2 separate regions of the Homo sapiens genome follow, and region 1 is linked to region 2. A link is a contact called in ENCODE Hi-C or POLR2A ChIA-PET data. All regions are on one chromosome and are shown on one strand. The core of a region is the stretch at or near the end of the contact, and the rest is flanking DNA. Distances in the headings are between cores, read along the strand shown. Region 1 overlaps LARGE1 (LARGE xylosyl- and glucuronyltransferase 1). Region 2 overlaps LARGE1 (LARGE xylosyl- and glucuronyltransferase 1).

Region 1 (6,146 bases), core at 2,562-5,061, 240 kb before region 2:
CAATACGTTGTGACAACACACATGAAATGTTGCCCAAAAGGGAATCTCATGAGAGACTCAGCACCCAGGATTTTTATTGGGGGCTGGTTATGTGGACATTCTCTAGGACATACCAAAATTCTAGACTCCCAGAAGGAAAGCAGGTGTTTATGGTAAACCATTTTGTTTGCACAGTTTAGACACAGTGAGCTCTTAGAGAATAGCAGGAAGCTTCCCAAAACCCCAGTTCTCAGATGCCAGCCAAGGGCCAGTCTTGCAAGCAGTTCATCGTTCTAAGGACAGCAGTGTCAAGCCTGCCGTGTTACCTCTTTCCTAGACAGTCAGTTTGTCTGAGAGGGCAAACAGATCTGAGAGCTTGAAAAGAGAAGACAGATTTTAGATTACATTGTGTTGGAGTCTCTAGTTCCAGCCATGCCTGAAGCAAAATTTCTCTTTTTAAAAACTGCTTAAGTCTCAGTAAAGTCTCTGTCACTTGCGACCTTAAGAAGCATGCTGGCTGACAGAACCCATGCTAAGTAAATAAAATGTTTTCTTCTGACTTCTTTTCCACTTACTACCATCATTGTTTCCCTTCTTAAATTGTCAGAGCCTCCTTATTGACAGGGCCTTTACCCCCATAGCCTAGCATAGTACCCAGCTTATCATAGGCATTTGTAAACTTTTGATGCGTGGATGAGTTTTCTGTAGCCGTTTAGAGGATTAATCTGTTTAGATGGAAAAGGTGGTATCTGCAGCCTATTTATCCATGAAAGTGACCTAAATTAAAATTCTGACCAAGCTGAATTATCTCTTTGATCTTCCCTTTTACAAATTCCTCTTCACTGAGAAATTGGCCACCGCTCTTATTAAGTAGTACTACTTGGGCTCACCATCCTGGGCCTTTTTTTTTTTCTTTTTTTCTTTTTTGGCCTAATTAACTGTGTCACCATTCAAGCCAATTAGGTGTGTGCCTTACTGGGAGATCAATTAAAAAATAAATTAGTGTCAAAGTGGAAAGGGATGTGTCGAAAGATAAATTTTCTTTCCAGTCTTGTACAGAAGCAGCGGGAAACAGAGCATTTTGTAGCTTTACTTACATGCACACATGTAGGAAAGAAGGACTGGAAGGGATCTTAGAGGTCATGAGTTAGCTCAGTGCCTTTTGTTGCAAAGGTCAAGAAGGTTCTAAGGTCTTTGACTTGGATGATGCAATTTCAAGAGAACTTCGCTTGGACAGAAGTCTGTGTTTCATCTTTACTAGCTGTAGGCGAGTCCCTCTACCTTTCTGATCCTAAGCTATCTGTTCAGTAAGTGCTTCACTGAGTGACTATAGAAAGCATGAATGATTAGTAAAATAAATGGATTTGAGTAGGTGGGCCCAGTGTCTCTTTCAGGTCTATGGATCTGATGCAAATTCACACTGTCAGGGGCAAAGCCAGAACCATATAAAAGCGGGCATCTTTGGTACCTCTCTTGTCCTCATACCCTACATTTATCTTCCAGTAAGTCCTGCTGGCTGTGCCTTCAAGGTTCTATATACCTATCCAAGCCTACTAGATACTAAAATATTAGTTATTGAATAAACAAAATTAGGTCTCTGGCCTCTGGGCTCTTTGGATTCTACGATATATTTTTCTCCCTTCTGTTCCTTTAAAGGAGCAAATAAGAGGGACCCTGAAGTCACCAAGGGGACTTGAGTCACTGAGTTTATATCCGGCATGAAACACTGTCCAAGGCAGGAATGGAGACACAGAGTGAGGAAGAATGACGAAATCTGCCCCAAACAGGGTTCCCATGAGAGTTCAACTAATGAACAGTGACCTGCTGGCTCAGCCCAGGGAGAATCTCAAAACATAACATTTGGCTTCCAAATCATGCTAGATTGTAGTCTATATCTCTGGAGACAGATCTGGTAGCAGTTACAATGGAAGTGGGCTTTTATTCTTTTTTTTTTTTTTTTTTTTTGAGACAGAGTTTTGCTCTTGTTGCTCAGGCTGGAGTGCAGTGGTGCGATCTCGGCTCAATGCAACCTCTACCTCCTTGGTTCAAGGGTTTCTCCTGCCTCAGCCTCCTGAGTAGCTGGGATTCCAGGCAGCCGCCACCACACCCAGCTAATTTTTGTATTTTAGTAGAGATGGGGTTTCACCATGTTGGCCAGGCTGTTCTCCAACTCTTGACCTCAGGTGATCCACCCGCCTCAGCCTTCCAAAGTGCTGGGATTATAGACATGAGCCACTGCACCCAGCCTTGAATAGCTCTTAATGTTTCTCATAGACACGTACAGTAGGGGCTCAACCCCAAATGTTTGTTTCCTTGACTTAAGATTTTAGAGATACCCTGATATCCCATGACATCAGCACTGCCTTTTTTTTTTTTTTTTAATTTTTGGAAAGAAAATGTGTTTTCCTTGTAGAACAGTAAGACGATGACTCCAGACAGGATGAGGGCAGTCAGCACAAAAAGACCCTCTGGGCCTCATTGTAATAGTGAAGGAAAAAACAAGAATTGACTAGACCTTTTCAAGAATGGATTGCTCTGCTGGAGGCATCATTAAGGTTCTCCAGACTGATCCACTTTATACATGTGTGTCATGAATAAAACAATGCATGTCCGTATCAGCACAAAGGTAAAGAATGAAACTCAATTGTGTATATTTCTACTACCTACAGTCAGCTATTGTTAATATTTCAGATGCTTTTCTGTGCATATAGGATGGATTCTTTTATAAAATTGGGATCATAATATAATCCTGTTTGTATACCAGTCTTTTTCGTCTTAACTTTGCATCACAACCATTTTTCTTTGTTATGCTAAAACATAAAAGTCAAAAAGTCGGCTTGCCCTGTGTTCAAGTCCCAGCCCCGGCTCCGTAATCTTGGTGATCCAATTAACCTCTCCCTGCCATATTTTCTTTTTTTTTTTTTTTCTTTTTTTCCCCCACTTTTTTTGAGACAGGGTCTTGCTCTATAGCCCAGGCTGGAGTGCAGTGGCACAATCACGGCTCACTACAGCCTCAATCTCTTGGGCTTGGGTGATTCTCCCCCTGCAACCCGCCCCCCGCCCCCCCCCCCCCGCAACCCACCACCCCAGCCACCATGAGTAGCTGTAACTACAGGTGTGCACCACCACACCTGGCTAATTTTTATATTTTTTTTTAATAGAGATGGGGTTTTGCCACGTTGCCCAAGCTGGTCTTGAACTCCTGTGCTCAAGCAATCCGCCTACCTCCGCCTCTCAAAGTGCTGGGATTACTGGTGTGAGCCGCTGTGCCCGTCTGCCATACTTTATAGGAAAACTGGGCACCTTCTCTTCTCTGAGTGCAGTTGTTGTCAACACTGCCTTTAAGTTATAATCATCTGGGGAGCACGTGAAGAATAATGATGCCCAGGTCTACCCCATATCAGCCAAGTCAGAACCTCTGGTATGGGCAGTGGCCTGCCGTATTTTTGAAAGCTCCCTACATAATGCTGAAGTGTGGCCAGGGTTGAGATTCACTGCCCTAAGGTTGCTATCCCAGGATCTGCTGGCTACTGCAACAAAAGAGACACTGTGTCTTGGTTGTTTTGCCATGGGGGCAGTGGGGCAGGGTACTGTTTGGGAGGAGTGTTTGGAGACGGGATTAAAATCCTGGCACTTGTCCCTCCCAGGGAAAAGGGTCATCCTGTTTATTTTGTGTCAAGAGCTCAAACAGTGATCAAAATCCAATCCAACATCATAAATACCAGAAAAGGTCAGGGCTGGGCTGGTCATAGGATCAAGCACACACAGCCGAGCTGAGGTTGGCACTTAGTCAACTCCAAACTCTTCACTAGCAAACAGCACAGGGGGGGACTTGGCAAGGCCCGGCCTCTTGGCGCCCCAGTCACAGAATGGAGGTTCACATGGCTCTGTTGTTTTTGTCGAAGGAGGAGAAATGCCATTTTCTCAGCAGTCCTTCTCCTTGACTCATTAGTGTAGTTGGCAATGTGGTTACTTTTTAACTTCTCTGCAAATATTCATAGAAAGAGAAGGGGAGTAGAAGGCAGGAGCTGTTAATGTACACCAAGCTCCTATTTTTTGCAGGCCTCCACAGGGTAAAAGGGACTGGCCCCCGTGCACCAGGCCACTGCCAGTGGTGCAGATGAAGGACCTGAGCCCCCACAGGCATCTGAGGTCACATGGTCAGTAGAGCTGGGAATTTTATCCCGGGTCAGAAGAACTTCAAAGCCCATATTTTGTCTTATTACTACACATCTTAAGAGATTAGAGGGCCGGGTGCAGTGGCTCACACCTGTAATCCCAGCGCTTTGGGAGGGCAAGGCAGGTGGATCATTTGAGCCTAGGAATTTGAGACCAGCCTGGGCAACATAGCAAGACCTCTTCTCTACAAAAAAATACAAAAATTAGCCAGGTGGGTGTGGTCCCAGCTACTTGGTAGGCTGAGGTGGGAGGATCACCTGAACCTGGAAAATTTGAGGCTGCAGTGAGCTGTGATCGTGTCACTGCACTCCAGTATAGGTAGTGGAGCGAGACCCTGTCTCAAAAAAAAAAAAAAAAGTTTGGAGGATTTAATTAGATCATTTCTAGATATTCTGATCTTGATTGTGACAATCTAAAGGAAATTGCATTGTAGGCTATTTAAGGAACTTTCCACATAAGTTTGTCAAGCCAGCCTAGCTAATAGAACAGGATATGTTTGAGCAAGTTATTTACCCCATTGGGCCTATGTGGAATCCCACTGGCTCCTTTAATAAAAGAACATCCAGTCCTCAGGGTTGGTGATAAGATGAGTGTGAAGTGCGGATGCCCATGGGCATGGGGAATTTATTTACCAGTTCTTTTATTAAAAGAGCTGGCAGGATTCTGTTACCAGGACTTGCCTTTTTTTTTTTCTTTTAATCAGAAAATTTTGACAAAGAATCTATGAAGTGCAGATGTAGGGCCAACCATACTTTTCACACTTTTTTGATTGTATCCTACAGTCAGAAATACATTTTTCATCACAATCCAAAAGACATATGTGTGTATGTATGTTTATACAGGCATATATACACACATATATGCAGATGAGCAATTAAAACAATATTTTCGTAAAACAATACTTGACCTTACTATGTTCAGTGAATTTTTATATTTCTTTTCTAATCTATTTAATGTATTTTAATTTTTAAAATGCTTGCTCAGATCCACTGAATTATTTTCACAACCTTCAAATGTGTTACAAACCCTAGTTTCAAAAACACTGGACTGGAAGATATCCTAAAATGCCTTTTAACTCTGTATTAAGCATTCTGAAATTCAGCAAACTTGCCAGCAATCAGAGAGGAGATCAGAAGCTCATTTTCTAGAACCCATTTGCTGGAAGGGGCAGTGAGTAATCTCTTGTAGACGGCTTCCTTGTCCTCCAGTGGCCTTCCCCTTCATTGAGTTACTTTGTGTGGCCGTGCCAAGCATGGTGGCTGCCACGTGGTGGGGGGAGCCTTACATCTCATTTTCCTTACTTCCCAGGCAGGTGCCCTGTTTTATTTATCTCTGTATTCCAAGCATCTAGTAAGGCTCAACACTGGGCTCAGTAAATTGATGGGGAAACAAAATAAAAAATGTGGCTCCATTTTCGTTTTTCATTAACCTTCAGGGAAGATTGCACAATGTACCTTCGTAATGCTATTCATTTTTTAACTAGCTTCAATTCAGCTCAGAAATATGTATGGAAATATGCCTACTATGTGCCAGGTAATGTTGGACACAGAAGACACTAAAGAATGCGCAAGAAAGAGAAGTGATTCTTGCTCTGAAGGAAATCCTGTGTAAATGGAGAAGGGGAAGAAAAAAGCAAAAATAACTACAAAGTAATATGGCCATTGCTTGTGCAGAGAGTTTCCAAAAGCATGGTGCAGGCATAGTTGAAGGAGAGTTACTTCCACTTGGGGTAGGTGAGGTTGAGGGGAAGCACTAGAGCTGGGCTTTGAAGACTAGGCAGCAGTTTGTGAGGGTCCAAATAGCAGGGAATTCCAGGCAAAAACAGCACCTTGGAAAAGGCATGGAGGCATGATCCTGCAGGAGCTGTTTGAGGCACCATGACCTGTGGATGTGGATAAAGCTGAGAGTTCACCGGAAGCAGGCCTGCAAGGGGTTGGGCACTCTGCCTCAGAGACATAGGACTTAGGTTGGAATCGCAGGTCCTCCTC
Region 2 (6,860 bases), core at 3,603-6,102:
AGGCAGAGCCCCACAACAGGCCCGGCGGATGATGCATGGATGGCCCAGGTCCCGCGGCTCACCCTCCCTGTCTCTTCCAGGCTCCAGATGCTGGAGGCCATCTGCAAGCACTGGGAGGGGCCCATCAGCCTGGCCCTCTACCTGTCAGACGCCGAGGCCCAGCAGTTCCTCCGCTACGCACAGGGCTCTGAGGTGCTTATGAGCCGCCACAACGTGGGCTACCACATCGTGTACAAGGAGGGCCAGTTCTACCCCGTGAACCTGCTGCGCAACGTGGCCATGAAGCACATCAGCACTCCCTACATGTTCCTGTCTGACATTGACTTCCTGCCCATGTATGGGCTCTATGAGTACCTCAGGTAAGGACCTGCAGGGGCCTGGCCATCAGGCCAGAAGGCACATAGGGCCATGCAGTGCCAGGACCAAAAGGCCCTTAGGGTCATCATCTAGTCCAACAGGTTTCTTTTCCAGATGGGGCAGCAGAGACCCAGAAAGGGGAAGGGACCTGCCCACAGCCACCCAGCAATAGAGTTCTCAGTGAACAGACTGAAACCTGAGTTTGCAGAAGGAAATGTTGATGGCAGAGCTTGGTCCAGCGAACATCTCTTTTTGTCTGCCAGTCTATTGCTTTTTCTGTAGCATCTATGAAAACATACCCTCCTCAGGCAGGCACGCGATGGCTCTCGCCTGTAATCCTAGCACTTTGGGAGGCTGAGGCAGGTGGATCACGAGGTCAGGAGTTCGAGACCATCCTGGCCAACATGGTGAAACCCCCCCCCTACTAAAAATACCAAAAAAATTAGCTGGGCTTGGTGGCATGTGCCCGTAATCCCAGCTACTTGGGAAGCTGAGGCAGGAGAATCTCTTGAACCAGGGAGTCGGAGGTTGCAGTGAGCCGAGATTGCTCCACTGCACTCCAGCCTGGTGACAGAGCAAGACTCCTTCTCAAAAAATAATAATAATAAATAGAAGAAAACATACCCTCCTTCTTCTGGTTTTGGACCAGACAACCTTCATATAACCCAAGAAAGATTATTGCCCAGTCTTTTAAACAAATCTAAGTGATGATGATGCCTAGTGCTTATGGAAGTGTTTGCTGCGCGCCAGGCACTGTTCTGAGTGCTTGAGAGGTAGGATCTCATTTCCTCCCCCAAAGTCCCTGCCGTGGGTAGTATTATCACCTTCCTTTTCTAAATGGGGAACTGTGGGACCGAGACCAGGAGCCGTTGGCCCGGGGTTACTCATCTAGGAAAGGGAAACTGGGGTGGAAACAGCCAGTCTGGCTGCAGAGCCAAGTGCATAAGCACCATGACAACTGCTTCTGTGAATCTCCAGTGTCCCTTTCCAGCTCCCCCCACATCATGGGACGGGGTGTCAGCAGCTGGAGAAAGCACTCGGCTAATGGAAGGCTTAGATGGCTGTGTGAAGAGTGCATTTATTACAGAATAGTACACAATTCGGATTGATAGGAGCCATGGAAGTCATATGGCCCAAAGGTCCCATTTCACACATGAGAAAACTAAAGTCACACAGTATCATGGTCCAATGACATTTTAAAAAAATCCTTTATTTACTGCCATTGGTCAGCATGAATTATGCCAATACCTAGTGAGTGCCTGCCTAGATCCAGGTACCATGAGAGGTGATTTGCATATATCATCCCATTGGTTCTACACATCGAACCCCAGAGGCAGGTATAGCTACCTGCATTCTACAGGAAGGAAGAGTGGGGCCCAGAGAAGCAAAATAACAGTCCAAGTCCAGAGAGCTCACGCCAGGGTGTGAACCAGCGTCTGCAGCCCCAGGTCTGCCCGTCACCCTGCTACACGTTGTTGGGCTGCGCTGGGGTTTCTGTTTGTCGCAAACCAGGCAAGGTCTGATTTCTTTCTCTCTCGTTCTCTTGCTCTCCCTCCCTCCTTCTGACTCCGTCTCTCTGTCTCTTAGTATCTTTCTCTTACTGCCTCTGTCTCTTTCTCTCTGAAAAGAGCTTCTAGGAGTCTTTAAACTTTCTGTCGGGAAGCCAAAGCGTAGGTTTAGCCTGCATACCCTCCGTGCCCTGCGCTGTCTGGAGCAAGGTCAGGCAGCCTGTGTTCTCTCTCCAGCTTCTGAGTCCGTGTCCTTCCAGGGACATCTCCGGGTTTCCTAGTGTTAATCCCTCCCCTGGGGCGGGAGGAGTCCCTACCAGACTCTGTTAAAAACAGTAGGGTCAGCGACCCCTAGGCAGCATGACCCTGAATCGGGAATGGGAGGTGCTGTGGTACCCAGCACCATGAGCCTCAACCCCTGACCCACCAGGCTGCAGAAATGGAGCACTCCCTCCAGCCCCAGCGCCTGTGCCAGTGCCTGCTGGGTCTTAGAATCCAGTGTGTGGAGCCAGGGTGCCCCCATGTGGCCAGACGGGGCTTGCAGCCTCTGATGCCTGCAGATTCTGAAACTTGGGCAGCTTCCGGGATGACAGGCTCCCAAGGGAACAGATAGATGATGGGAGTGAGTGCCACCCTAGACTAAGAAAAGAGGCTTCAGGATTGGACCCCTGCCCACCCTCCACCCCTCTGGGACTCTTCTTCGCTCCAGCCAATTGAAAGTGAGCTGGCCCCGTATGAGTCTGTGGTCTCTACTCCCTGTGCAAGGACTATTTAATTATTTGACCTCATGGGCATCATGTTTTAAAAAGCAATACGTATGAACAGTTTTTTTTTCTTTGTCTTTCTATGTTTTATTAATTAAAGGCATCGTTCACTGCTAATCCAGACCCTACTTGAAGTGAGGTAGCTAGTGTGCCCTTCTACTTAGCACTTGCTTAATGCAGAGTCACTTGAGGTGGTAGTTGGCCTTAGCTACCTTATCACAGGAAGGTATGTGGTTCCCCTCAGGGGTTTTGAAATATTGCAAATTGCTTTTAAAACTTTATTACTTTCTTCCCAGACTTTTCCCAAGAATGCTGAGTACAATTCAATAGAGAGACCAGAGCCCTGGTCTCAGGGAGCCAGTCGTCTCTCCACACAATCGTGCCATTATTGCTTTATGGACGCAGGGAAGGTTACTAGGTATTCATATTTTTCAAGAGGAGTTGGGAATCTGGATTTTCATATAAAATGTTTTTTTAATGTTGGCAACTAATTTTTAAAAATTGTTTTTAGATGATGATTTGGAGCAAAAAAATCATTTCAAATGCTGTTGAGGCCGACAAAATATGCCTTCAGGCTGCCTTGACTCCTCACACCCCCACCCCAAACTACCAGAGTGTAACCTCTGACCTAGACAATTCCTAGGCACCAAAGTATTTATGAGAATCAATGAGGAATGTCATTCTCTCGGAAGCCCCAAATAAGCAGACACTGTTCTTTTCATATGACATAATCATATCAACTTACCCTTGGCTTCAGGGACATTTTTTCTGGTGAGTAGATGGATTCATTTCTGACCCAGACGTTACCAGTGGATGCCCCTTGTGCACACCATAGCATCACTGGTGGGAGTTGAGGTTAAGGGTGCTGTTTGCTGTGGCAGCTGAGGACTCCAATGAAGCCCCCAGACCCTTCTAGAAACTGACTTTCTCAGCACTGATCTCCCATAAAATTCTGTACCCAAGCTCTGTCAAGATATTAATATTGGCCAGGTGCAGTGGCTAACACCTGTCACCCAGCATTTTAGGAGGCTGAGGTGGGAGAATTGCTTGAACCCAGGAATTCGAGACCAGCCTGAGCAATATAGTGAGACCCCATCTCTACAAAAAATTTCAAAAATTGGCCAGGCGCGGTGGCTCACGCGTGTAATCCCAGCACTTTGGGAGGCCGAGGCCGGTGAATCACGAGGTCAGAAGATCGAGACCATCCTGGCCAACATGGTGAAACCCCATCTCTACTGAAATACCATAAATTAGCTGGGCATGGTGGTGCATGCCTGTAGTCCCAGCTACTAGGGAGGCTGAGGCAGGGGAATCGCTTGAACCCCGGAAGGCAGAGGTTGCAGTGAGCTGACATCGCACCACTGCACTCCAGCCTGGCAACAGAGTGAGACTCCATCTCCAAAAAAAAGAAAAAAAATTGCTGAGCATTGTGGAACATGCCTGTTGTTTCAGCGACTTGGGAGGTTGAGACAGGATGATCTCCTGAGCCCAGGCAGCTGAAGCTAGAGTGAGCCATGATTGTGCCACTGCACTCCATCCTGAACAGCAGGGCAACACCCTATCTCAAAAAAACACATTTGTTAATTACTTAAGAATGATGACAGTTACAAGTTACTGAGCCCTTACCATGTGCCAGAAACCCTGCCAGCTGCACTCAGTCTGTCATTACCTCTGTTCTTCACACTGCTCTTTAAGGTAACTACCATTACAGGTGACCAAACTGAGGCCCCAGAGAAGTTAAATGTTAGCATTAGAGGAGGAGGAAAGCAGCCTTCCTCCATGCCAGCCTGCTCACTCTGTCGAAGGGGCCAGGTTACTCCCAAACCCCCAGGGTACCAGAGCAGGCCGACTGGCAGCCCTCGGCTTGTACCCCCAAACACTGATTTATATCACCTTTTTTGGGGTTCTATTTGGTTACCAAAAAAAGTTCAGCATGTTAGCTCTTTGAGCAGTTGCTTAGCAACCAGCTAATATTACAGCCAAAACAAACAGATCAATTGGAAAATAATGGAATAAGCTGTACGCATGGACAATAGCTGCAGAGTTTTACTAAAATCTCCTTCCAGCCCCTTCATCTACTTTTTCTGAAGAATGAGCTCCTGGATGTACAGCTTTCACTTTTGATCTCAGAAATGTCAGGCGAAAGTCAGCGGGGCATGGCAGAGGTTGCGCAGACTTGCCTTTGAAGCCAGGTTCCACAACACTAATCAAGTGTGTGAGTTGGGGCTGCTTGCTTCATCTCCTCATTCTTTCACTTCCTCAGTTAATATAGGAGCTAATGATAGCCTCCTGTGGGGCTATGGCGGGTGCCCAGCAGGAGTTCATTTTCTGCCCCTTGGCCTATTCAGTATTGGACTTCTGTGCTAGGCCCCTGCCCCAACCCAACCCCCGCCATTGCAAACTCTGCCACCTTCTGTGCAGCCTGGGTAGCTTCATGTGACCATCTCAATTTTTTTGCTTTCTGAAAATGAGAAACTATATATTGATACTACTCATTCTTTCAAAAACTGTGTAGTGAGCATGTACTATGTGTCAGGCAGTATGCTACATTGTAGGTGATGTTGCTGTCCCTGGGGGTCATTCAGACCTGCGTTTCAGTGCAGAGGACTCTCCCTCCCCTTTCCCTTCCCTCTTTTCCCCTCCCCTCCACTCCTTTCCTTCCCTTCCTTTCTTTCTCTCTCTCTTTCTTTCTTTTTCTCTCTTTTCTCATTTTCTCTCTTTAATTCATTTCTTTCCATACTGCTTCCTCTCTCTCTCTCACTCTGTTGCTCAGGCTGGAGTGGAATGGTGCAATCATGGCTCACCGCAACCTCAACCTCCCCAGGCTCAAGCGATGCTCCCACTTTAGTCTCCCCAGTAGCTGGGATTATAGGCATGCGCCACCATGCTGGGCCAATTTTTTTTTTACCATTTGTAAAGACAGGGTTTCGCTATGTTGCCCAGGCTGGTCTTGAACTCCTAGTCTCAAGTGATCCGCCCACCCAGGCCTCCCAAAGTGCTGGGATTACAGGCAAGAGCCACTGCTTCCCGCGTCTCTCTCTCTCTCTTTCCTTTTTTCTTTCTTTCCATCTTTCCTTTTTCTTTTCTTTTTTCTTTTCTTTCTTCTTTCTTTCCTTTACTTCTCTTTAGACACAGGGTCTTGCTCTGTCACCCAGGCTGGAGTGCAGTGGTGCAATCATAGCTTACTGCAGCCTCAAACTCCTGGGCTCAAGCAATCTTCCTGCCTCAGCCTCCCAAGTAGCTGGGACTACAGTTGTACACCACCTTGCCCAGCTAATTTTTTAATTTCCTTTTAGAAAAATAAACATAACCCAGACCCTATTGTCCAGGCTAGTCTCAAACTCCTGGGCTCAAGCAGTGCTCCTGCCTCAGCCTCCCACAACCCTAGGATTACAGGCGTGAGCCACCATGGCTGACTGATGCTGAGTACTCTTTATTTAGAATTTATTTGACCTTGGGAAAGGCACTTAACTTCTCTAACTTGTTTTATCTGTGAAGTGGGAATCATACTGCTTTTTCCTCTTCCCCAGTTCTTAAGGAACTGAGAAGATAAGAGCTAACAGTATTTGCAGAGCACCCAGGAATGCCCGAAACATTCTTTGTTCCATGCCTCTGCGTGGCCAGGCACTGTTTCAGGTGCTGGGGCTAGAACAGTGAACAGGGGAGACAAAGTTCTGGCCCTCAGGTTTACAGCCTGGTGGTCATTGCAGCTGTATGTGCCATTGCTAGCATCGGGATTCACACAGATACGAGGCTGAGAGATACAGGAGCTCAAACTAATAAGGGAATGACCCAATGTGGGTGCACACTGAAGGTCTCTAAATGAGGAGAGAGGAAGACGTGAGACATCGTGGCATTTCCAAGACCTGGACAGCTTCACTCTGCTGAGACTTTCCACATTCATGAGACTGGTACAGGTTTCTGACACCTTTCACTGACCCTGCAGAATCATCATCTTTTTTTTTTTTTTTTTTTTTTTGAGATGATGTCTCGCCCTTGTCCCCAGGCTGGAGTGCAATGGCGTGATCTCAGCTCACTGCAACCTCTGCCTCCCGGGTTCAAGCGATTCTCCTGCCTCAGCCTCCTGAGTAGCTAGGATTACAGGCGCCTGCCACCACGCCTCGCTAATTTTTGTATTTTTAGTAGAGACAGGGTTTCACCATGTTGGCCAGGCTGGTCTTGAACTCCTGACCTCAGGTGATCCGCCCACCTCGGCCTCCCAAAGTGCTGG

Evidence for each region. A loop is a pair of places that touch in the nucleus more often than their neighbours do. ChIA-PET counts read pairs that join two places held with the same protein, here RNA polymerase II (POLR2A). Pooled maps may share reads with other maps.
Region 1: a loop to region 2 is called in a pooled map, with 5 times the contacts of the local background. The contact joins two enhancer-like sites. A Hi-C loop is called at or near these places in 2 of 50 pooled maps. POLR2A ChIA-PET finds 5 or more read pairs at or near these places in 2 of 52 experiments (AG04449 and activated B cell).

What each region holds. Positions count from the first base shown.
Region 1 is chr22:33,537,961-33,544,106 of GRCh38, reverse strand. The region is part of intron 6 of LARGE1 (LARGE xylosyl- and glucuronyltransferase 1); the gene reads left to right. Among named protein-coding and RNA genes, the nearest start is that of MIR4764, 100 kb to the right of the region's middle. Within about 2 kb of position 3,811, at least 17 of the 41 ENCODE cell types and tissues checked have a DNase peak (open chromatin) inside an H3K27ac peak, as active enhancers do.
Region 2 is chr22:33,297,728-33,304,587 of GRCh38, reverse strand. It overlaps LARGE1 (LARGE xylosyl- and glucuronyltransferase 1), which reads left to right. Exons shown (of 15, transcript NM_133642.5): 12 at 81-359. Among named protein-coding and RNA genes, the nearest start is that of MIR4764, 140 kb to the left of the region's middle. RefSeq lists enhancers at 4,326-4,695, 4,706-4,755. Within about 2 kb of position 4,852, at least 5 of the 41 ENCODE cell types and tissues checked have a DNase peak (open chromatin) inside an H3K27ac peak, as active enhancers do.